Linked DNA regions of Homo sapiens: region 2 is linked to region 1. The links are chromatin contacts, found by Hi-C or POLR2A ChIA-PET in ENCODE. All regions are on one chromosome and are shown on one strand. The core of a region is the stretch at or near the end of the contact, and the rest is flanking DNA. Distances in the headings are between cores, read along the strand shown.

Region 1 (4,898 bases), core at 1,040-3,539:
GAGTAGGAAGCTTTGATGGATGGGCAGAAATAAGTCCTAGCCAGGTCTATGGAGAATACTGCTCTGGGAGATCCCTAGCTCAGGAGTCTTAAACCCCTGGGCTGCAAACCAGTAAGGTCTGTGGCCTGTTAGGAACTGGGCCACACAGCAGAAGGTGAGCGGCAGGCCAGCAAGCATTATTGCCTGAGCTCTGCCTCCTGTCAGGTCAGCTGGGGCATCAGATTCTCATAGACCTGTGACCCCTATTGTGAACTGCACATGGGAGGGATCTGGGTTGCATGCTTCTTATGAGAATCTAACTAATGCCTGATGATCTGAGATGGAACAGTTTCATCCCAAAACTCTATGCCCACCCCCTGCTCCCAAGGAAAAGTTATCTTCCATGAAACTGGTACCTGGTGCCAAAAAGGTTGGGGACTGTTGTCCTCGCTGATTGTGATCAAGACCAAGCTGTAGAATGCTATGTGTCTTCTTAAGGAACTTTTAGCTAGGCAAGTGTCAGGAGAGATAAGTCCAAGTTCCAGTGTTCAATGCTTTGTTAATTTAGACCCCACTTGACCAAGTCCATTTTATTTTTTTTATTTCCACATTAATTCAAGTGTCATCATCCTACAAGATTCAGCTCAAATCCTACCTCTTCCTCACTCATCTCTTAGCTAGTGATCTCCCTTTTTCCATATCCTTTTAAGTGGATTGTTTCCTGACTGAGTGTAGGCTCCTTAAAACCAGGGACCGGCAGGGCACGGTGGCTCGCGCCTGTAATCCCAGCACTTTGGGACACTGAGGCGGGTGGATCGCTTGACCTCAGGAGTTTCACACCAGCCTGGGCAACACAGTGAAACCCCATCTTTACAAAAAAAAAAAAAAAAAAATAGCTGGGTGTGGTGGCTTGCCTGTAGTGCCAGCTACTTGGGAGGTTGTAGTCCTGTAGTCCCAGCTACTGATACTTGGGAGGCCGAGGTGGGAGGATTGGTTGAGTCCAGGAGGAAGAGGTTGCAGTGAGCTGAGATCGCGCCACTGCGCTCCAACCTGGGTGATAGAGTGAGACCCTGTCACAAACAAACAAACAAACAAAAACCCAAAACCAGGGACCATGACAAATTTTTAAAATCTCTCAGCCCCAAAAATAATACTATCCACAAAGTCAGAGCTCCATTAATACTGGAATAAAGGTTAAAAGAGCCCAATAAGTAGAAGTAGATGAGTTAATGATTTTTAAACAAGTGGCAGTCTCTCTGTCCTGGTAGTTTCAAGAAACACCACTCCGATTCCTATTTTGAAGCTGCTGGATTTTTTTTTTTTTTTTTTTTTTTTTTTTTAACAGAGTCTCGCTCTGTCGCCCAGGCTGGAATGCAGTGGTGCGATCTTGGCTCACCGCAACCTGCACCTCCTGGGTTCAAGCGATTCTCATGCCTCAGCCTCCCGAGTAGCTGGGACTACAGGCGTGTGCCACCATGACCGGCTAATTTTTTTTTTTTTTTGTATTTTTAGTAGAGACGAGGTTTGCCATGTTGGCCAGGTTGGTCTCGAACTCCTGAGCTCAGGCAATCCGCTCGTCTTGGCCTCCCAAAGTGATGGGATTACAGGTGTGAGCCACGGCGCCCGGCCAGCTGCTGGATATTTTGACCACCTCAAGTACGCTGAGCACGAAATCAGTGCATCTGGCAGTACACAGGAGCTTGAAATACTTTTTTTAAAAGTTGTTATTCAAACTGAAGGAGTTTTTCCCTGTGGTCTGTAATCGCCACGTGCCCGTTCTGTATACAGCCAGCCTGGGTTTTTCAATCCCACGTCCGCTACCTAAGAGAACACCAAGGCTTGGAGTGAGTATGGCACAATCAGCTTCAGATGTTAAGCAAATATTCCAACCTAGAGTAGGAAAATGGAATATGGACGGGGCTTTATGAAGGTGCATGGTCAGGCAAAGGATCTTAGTGGATGAAAGACAGTAAAGATTCATCCCAACCAAAGACCAAAAATGACACATATGTATGAGCAAAACATCAGGAAGAACACTCTTATGTGGAAAATATTACACGGAAAACAAAAGAAGAGTAACTTTTTCCCTTTTGGTTTATCCCGCTCTGGTCCTCAGGGCGATAGCTACCACCTGACACACAGCGACCTGGGAAAGAGGGAAACTCAATCACTGCCCTCGCGGCCCGGGGGGAGCCCGGAAGCGCGCCCAGAGCCAGGTCCCGCGCGGGCGCCACCGAGCGCGGACCTCCCTCGCATCCTAGAGCGGCCGCGCGGGACCCGGCCGGCGGCGCACTTCCGCCCGGGCGCATTGTAGCCCCGCGGACAGCTGGGCCAGGGTGCGGGCCTGCGCCTCCCTCGGCTCCTGGCGCGGGCCTCGGGGAGAGGGTGAGTGCGGTAGGGCATACCAGAGGGGGGCGGGCGCGCTTCCTCGGGACTCGCCGGCTCGATCAGGCACGGCCCGGCGCTGGGGACCTAAGCCTGGGGAGCGCCCGGGAGCGAGGACGCGCCTCGTTCACCGCCCCGGGCCGGAGTCTCGGCGGGCCGGAGCCTCGGCCGCCCGGCGCCGCCGCCCACCCAGCCTTTTTCGAGGCCAACACGGTCTCGTGGGGGAGCCTGGGCTCTCTGGAGGCCGGAAATCTGGCCTCTGGCCCTGCCTGTGCCTTGGCCTCTTACTCTCTGCCGCCCGGCCTCGGTTCTTTCAGCTCTAAGATGGAGGACAGCGATATCTGCCCTAGGCACACCACAGGGTGATTGCAGGGTTGACACTGCCTGCCTGAAAACGAAGGAGCGCCGGTTCTCAACCCGGCAACCAGTAGAATCGCTTGGGAAGCCTCCAAATGCTGATGCCCCATCATCACCGGGGAATTGTGATCTGCGGCCAGGACCGAGATCCACGGGCCCAGAGTGAAATGACAGTACTGTGATCACGACTGGAATATGCACTTCGCCGAACGTGGATCACAGTCTTGAGAAAGCAAGCAGCTGGGTTTTTGTTTTGTTTTTTTTCCAAGAAGACAGGGACCTAATCTGGTTTGCTCGCATTTAATTCCTAGTGCCTAGAATGGTGCATGTCCCAAAACATGCACCATTGATTAAATAATTTCTGATTACTTCCCGACCTATTTGGAGGGTTTTCATTATATTTGTTTTAAAATTATTATGGAAACCTTCAAGTCATATATGAAAATTGAATAGTAACTGAACTCCCAATTCATGATCAATTCTGTTTCATCTGTTACCCTCTCCCCCACTGTAGTATTTTGAAGCAAATCTGAAATGTACCATTCCATCTGTTACCTTGTTCATGTTTATAAAACACAATAACACCTTTTTAAAACATAAAGCCATTATCAGTGTACTTAGCACTTCATTTTACCCTCTACTATCCAGTCAGCATTTACATTTTCCTAGTTGTCTCTTTCCTCTTACCCAGTTTGTCCAAATCAGTATCCAAACAATCTACACACGTTATATTTGGTTGATGTCTCTTAGATCTCTCTTAATCTTTTTCTCTTGCTCTTTATTTTGTTCCCTGTATTTTACTTGAACAAGTCATTTGTACGGTTCACGTTTTCTACAACCAGGATTTTGCTTTTTCCATCTCTGGTATCCTTTAATAAGCAGGTATTTAGACCTGCAGACTTGTTCAGGTCAGGTTCGATTTTTTGGCAAGAGAACTTAATGGGGGATTACTGTGTTTTTCACATTGTATCATACCAGGAGTTAGATAGCATCTTGCCTCTCTTTGTGGACCTTTTATGTACAAGTAGCACCGTAGGGTAACAATTGACCAGGGAATGCCAGCAAATACATGCAAAAGAAATGAGAGAATATCACCTTTTGGCAACCCCTAATGAAATAATGGATCCTGGCAATGATCACTAGCGGCTGTTAACGTCAGAAAGAGAGACAGCTAGACAATGCGTGCTGCCTAATGGGGTACTCCCATCAGACAGCACACCGTTTGTCTTATCAAGTATTCTTGGAGTAATGGGGGTGGTGTGTATAGATGAAACATGATTGCCTATGAGTTAACAGTTGTTGAAGTTCAATGATGGGTGTATGGCATTGCATTATGCTAATCTCTACTTCTGTATGTGTCTGAAGTTTTTCAGAATAAAACTTTTTTTAAAAAGATTGATTAGTTGAGTAGTGAGTTTAGGTCAACCTGATCCATACATTGCAGTTCTCTGTTAGCCTTTCACTAAGTGATTCTCAAATCGGACTCCATGTTAGGATCACAGGAGAAGGCTTTTTATTTTATTTATTTACTTTTTAATACTAAAACATGTCTCACTTGCAGAATTTCCTATCTAAATGTTCTGGGATGGAGCCCAATTATTGATAGGGTTTTTTGTTTTGTTTGGGACTACAGGTGTATGCCACCATGCCTGGCTAATTTTTTTATAGAGACAGAGTCTTGCCATGTTCCCCAGGCTGCTCTTGAATTCCTGGCCTCAAGCCATCCTGCCACCTCAGCCTGCCAAAGTGCTGAGTTTACAAGCAGGAGCCACCGTACCTGACCTTCACTGATATGTTTTAAAAGCTCTCCAGGTGATTCTAATATGCCCCCGGGGTTATGTACTACTGATCTAAATCCATTATTTGTTAGGGATGACAAAGTGATTATATTCTATTATTCCTTCTGCAGTTAATTTGCCTTTACAAATGTTAACTTTCTGCATTCTGTTTATTCTTACCTATCTTGCAAATCAATAAGGAAGCCTCTGCAAATAAAGCTCCTTTCTTAGCAGAGGAAGACTTGATCTTGGAGGTGATAATGTAGAGTAACACATGAAAGGGATGTTAGCAATAACCTCAACGCTATGCTTAAGGTAGAGATGCACCACCTTATGTATGAGGGTTGGGGGCAGGAAATATGGGGAGGGGCTGTTTCCCAAAATGGAAGGGAAGACTAG
Region 2 (5,034 bases), core at 1,246-3,745, 5.7 Mb after region 1:
CATGATAGGACTTTTCTGGGAGAGGGTCCAGGAAGGAAAGGGGAGTATTAGCTGAGTACTAGGCACCATGGGGAATACCAAACTACGACTGAAAACCTCGATGAGAAAAAAATAACAGCATGCATGAAGTGATCCGAAAATAACAGTAGCAATAAAGTCACTGTTAGGCCACTGGGCTATCTCCCTCTTTTGAAATTTGTAAAATGGAAGAACAAGCCTCCTTGCCTTTTGCAGAGCTAACCTGGAGCTTAAGAAGTCCAGAAGGTACTGGTGTGCTGTAGGGTAATTTGCTACTAAATTCTCAAACCCCCAACCTTGCGATCTGCCTGCCTCGGCCTCCTAAAGTGCTGGGATTACAGGCGTGAGCCACTGTGCCCAGCCTGCTACTAAATTTTAAGGACAGAGTAGTACTTAAGTTTTAAAAATGCCACTAAAGCTGGGTGTGGTGGCTCACGCCTGTAATCCCAACACTTTGGGAGGCCGAGACAGGCCAATCTTGAGGCCAGGAGTTCGGGACCAGTCTGGCCAATAGAGTGAAACCCCATCTCTACTAAAAATAAAAAAAATTAGCCAGGTGTGATGGTGTGCACCTGCAATCCCAGCTACTCGGGAGGCCGAGGAAGGAGGATTGCGTGAACCCAGGAGGTGGATGTTGCAGTGAGCTGAGATGGTGCCATTGTACTCCAGCCTGGGTGACAGGGCAAGACTCCATCTCAAAAAATATATATATATATGCCTCTAAAATGGTGAAATTCCCGATTTTATCCTGTGGGTCTCATTTATGATTCTTTTGCAGTGATAACCATACATTTTTGGTTACAACAACAATGACGACATCTCACTTGTCTCCTTGCTTCCCTGTATTTCCCACCTGATTTACATGGCACATTGCTGCCAAATTAATATTTGTGGCTGGCCCATCTTAAGTGACCCCGATAAGTCACACTCTTGTATAATCCTTTCTCCTTGAGTACAGATAAAACCCGTGACTTACTTTAACCAATAATATATGGCAAAGGTGATGGCTGTCACTCCCTAATTTAGGTTATCATCTACATCCATTTCCATATCTATGTCCATGTCCATATCCATGGCTGTATCTATATCTGTGTGACTCCTTTCTTGTGCTCAGTAGAGAGATTCTCCTTGCTAGCTTTGAAGGAGTATGCTGCCATGTTGCGAGAGAGCCTTTAGTAAGGCCCATGTGGTAAGGAACTGTGGGTGGCTGCTAGGACCTGATGGCCACTTCCAGTTCAGAGCCAGTAAGAAGCCAGGGCCCCTAGTCAGACAGCCACAAGGAACTGAATGAGCTGACAGGAGTTTGGAATCAGATTCTTCCCTAGTTGAGCCTCCAGATGAGAATTGCAGTTTGGCTGACATCCACTTGTAGCCTTGTGAGAGCATGAGCACAGGACTCAGCTAACCTGTTCCTGACCTCCTTGCCCATGGAATGTGAGGCAATACATATGTGTTGCTTTAAGCCACTAAGACACTAAGACTGTGATAATTTGTTGTAAAGCAATTTTAAAAACCTGAATACCATGTGGTTAGGAAAAGTGCTACACTATTTATTAGTCAAAAGTCTTCAATTACTTTTCATTGTCTTTGGAATAAAGACCAAAAAGCTTATATGGCCACTAAAAGCCTCTTGTTATCTACATTATTCTATTTTTCCATGTTACTTTTTTATTACCTGGTCTAGGCCGAATGTGATGAAGTCTCTATCAACCCACAAGAGAGCTCCAGGGCATAGACTGCCTGTTAAAGGAGCCGCTCACGGAGCAGAAACAGCTAAGCCCTGATACCACATTTTCCCACTTCACCTACTTCACGTCCCTTGTATTTCTTCCAAATTTAACTTTCTATTTATTGCATATATTCATGTTTTACATTTCAATGCTGGTGACAAAGTTGTTTTCCTTTCCCAATTATTATTCCAAATCTGACCAATTTTTCTAGACTTCCATATGACCTAATGTGATTATCCTTCCTTACCCCAACCTAGAAATAATTCATCTCTTTTCTTCCTTGCTCCTTATTTGGCATTTCTCATCCTGCACTATACTATAGCTTATCTATCTTGGGGGACATTTGTCATTCTTTTTAGCTTTCCAGCATCCAACATACTTTCCAGTGTTTAGGGAATTCCCTACCTCTTGCATCTCAGTGGGAAGCAGTGTGATGGGGTCAGAAGTGTAAACTTGCGCAACATCCTGCTCCCAAGAAAGACGTGCACTTGCTACTTCATCCTTCGCTCCATCTTGGTCCTCCCAACTGGAGAGAGGACAGCCTAGACGAGACTTCCCACAACCAAGATGGCGGCCGTGCACTCCTTGCCCACAGCTGGCCTTTTCTCCACTTTCGGTCTCCATCGTAACGCGGCTGGCTCTCTCGGCGCCGGCTTAGGCCTTGCAAGTAGGGAAATGGTGAGTCTTTCCCGCCCCCTCATTTTTGCGACAGTTGCAGCGAAAGTCACGGCAGTTGGGGCTGGTGTCAGCTGATTTACTGCAGTGGCGGCGGCGGCGGCACCGGCACCTTGCAGTATCACTGGGGAGACGGCGGCTGTATAGCGCTTGCCGCCCCACGGATTATCCCAGCAGGATCTACGCACCCCGCATCCTCCGTAGTTCCGCCCTATCCTTGTCCTCCTTGGCTGGGGCGCCCACCGGCGGTCTGATAGGCTACATCGCGGCATGAGATGAAGCTGTGACAGGTAAGGGGGCTTTCAAGCTTCTCCATGGGAAACCACAGGGCGGGATGTTCCTGCACCGTGGAGGTCAGGGGTCAGGGGTCAAAGGTCACAAACCCGCTCTAGCCGGGGGCGGTGCTAGCTGTCAGATCGCTGCGGCTGCAAGCCTGCAGGTCGGGCCCAAAAGTAGGCGCCGTTACCAAGAGCGTGGGGGCCAGCCGGGGGTCTTTGTGGCTCCCTTGCCTGGTGAGTGATATTTGCTACTTGTGACAGTTGCTTTGGTCTTGAGGTGGGACTGCCTGGTTCCCAGGTGCAATCTAAACGGGATCAGGTGATTGGTGATGATCGTTGGTGGTTATTGACAGCAATTTTGGGCGATGTGCTTGCTTTTGGGGTTCATATAGTCTTTCCTTTCCTGTTGGTACTATTTTTGCCCATGCCCAAGGTACTGACACCACTGTTAGAATTTCATTTTTGAGATGCCATCTGCCAGTTCTTATCCCTTTGCCCTAGTACTTGTCTGAGCGGATGCCAGTCACTCCCATTCACTTAGTGATGGGTCCCAGCGTTCTGAAGCTATGTTTGAAGTCAGCACTACCCTAACTTTGATTCAAAAATTGCTGTTTTATGTTTTTTACCCACTTAGTATGTCACTTTTTGAGGCAGAATTTGCTGGGTTAGATAGTCTGAAACTAGGGAACCTACCGTCGCATGACAGGCTGCATTGATATTGTTGATGCTGCTGAATTTAGGGTTCGGTCAGTGGCAGCTATAGCTTCCTCTCACTGTAATATTTGCCATGAGACAAAAAAAGGCAAACTGACTCTTTCAGGTGTTTATGTCTTAGGATTTTATGGGCAAGGTTGCAGGAATTGCCTGTTGTATGAAAGAAATTAACTGAGTTTTTGACATTTTGTAAAACAAAAATTTTAGTTTGACTCTGCTTCTTGCTTTATAAACAAACTCGTGGCTGTATGAAGGTCAGCTTAAAAGTGAACATAATGTGTTGAAATGCCCTCATTATTACAAAGAATAAAAAACTGTCTAGTTCCATCCAGAACAATACATATTAGTTATTATAAATTGGGAAAACGAACCACTATAAATATAATTAATGCTTTATTATTAATGTCAATTAGGGATTATGGTAGAAAATTCATTTATTTTACTGCCAATCCTTATTTTAAGAGTGTTTCAGAGAAATACTTTAAGAGAAAAATGAGAGTATGCCCTTTATTTTTTCTTATTGCCACCTGTAACTAAATTTTAAAAGATCTCGGTGACTGGGTGAATCAAAGGGACTGGGCTTGGCTTGGTTTGAATATCCCTGTAAGAATTTAACTTAAATTTTAGGGGTAGTGACCCTTGTATCTTACAGTTTCCTTTTATCTTTGATATATGTTCCGTTTTGAAGTTAAAGGAAGTTGGGTGGTTTCTCCATGTAACACACTTAGCATCGAAAATCTTCAAAGTAGTGAGCTTGTTTTGTGTTTTCTTCGTGAGAGGGGTAGGATGACATTTAGCTTTAGTGGTGTGATGTTTATTAGATGTATGAGTCCTTAAAGTTCATTTTGGACCTCAGGTGCAGAGGATGGAGTTAATCTTACTCAATTCAATGGGCTGTTCAAGGCATCTCCCCTGCCTGCATTTTTCGTTCTTCTTTTTTTTTTTTAGATGGAGTTTCGCTCTTATTGCCCAGGCTGGAGTGCAGTGGCGTGATCTCAGCTCACTGCAACCTCCCCATCCCGGGCTCAAGCGATTCTCCTGCCTCAGCCTCCTGACTAGCTTGGGATTACAGACTGTGCCACCATGCCTGGCTAATTTTTGTATTTTTAGTACACATGGGGTTTCACCATGTTGGTCAGGCTGGTCTCGAACTCCTGACCTCAGGTGATCCACCAGCCTTGGCCTCCCAAAGTGCTGGGATTACAGGTGTGAGCCACCACATCCAGTCTCATTCATTGTTTTTTGTTTCTAATTCCCGCTGTTTTCTCTTGCTCATCAACCCATATGCAACCATTCTGTATGATGTGTATTCTTCTGTTTGTATGTGTTATTAAATGTATATTGTTCTGGGTGCCCACATTTTTAATTTATAGAGATGATATCGTGCAGTTTTTTTGTCTCACTATTATGTTTTGAAGATCTATTGCATTGCTGTTCTTTGCTTCCAAGTGCTGCACAATATTTCAGAATGTACATCTACTACAGTTTATCTGTCTGCTCTCCTATTTGTAGATACCCATGTTATTTTCATTTTCCTACCTCTACAGATAATACTATGATAAGCATACATTTTAGACCTCTGTGATACTTTCAGTGAGTTATAGATCCATATGTGATTC

The links. Hi-C counts contacts between places; a loop is a spot of excess contacts on that map. ChIA-PET counts read pairs that join two places held with the same protein, here RNA polymerase II (POLR2A). Pooled maps may share reads with other maps.
Region 2: a loop to region 1 is called in a map of CD4-positive, alpha-beta T cell, with 5 times the contacts of the local background. The contact joins the promoter of WDR7 here to the promoter of ELAC1 in region 1. A Hi-C loop is called at or near these places in 3 of 168 maps with a recorded cell type or tissue (CD4-positive, alpha-beta T cell, CD8-positive, alpha-beta T cell and naive thymus-derived CD4-positive, alpha-beta T cell) and 6 of 50 pooled maps. POLR2A ChIA-PET finds 5 or more read pairs at or near these places in 1 of 52 experiments (T-cell).

The regions. Positions count from the first base shown.
Region 1 is chr18:50,965,751-50,970,648 of GRCh38, forward strand. ELAC1 (elaC ribonuclease Z 1) reads left to right here and starts at 2,290. Exons shown (of 4, transcript NM_018696.3): 1 at 2,290-2,364. RefSeq lists an enhancer at 1,918-1,977 and a silencer at 2,128-2,617.
Region 2 is chr18:56,648,864-56,653,897 of GRCh38, forward strand. WDR7 (WD repeat domain 7) reads left to right here and starts at 2,496. Exons shown (of 28, transcript NM_015285.3): 1 at 2,496-2,713. RefSeq lists an enhancer at 2,227-2,616.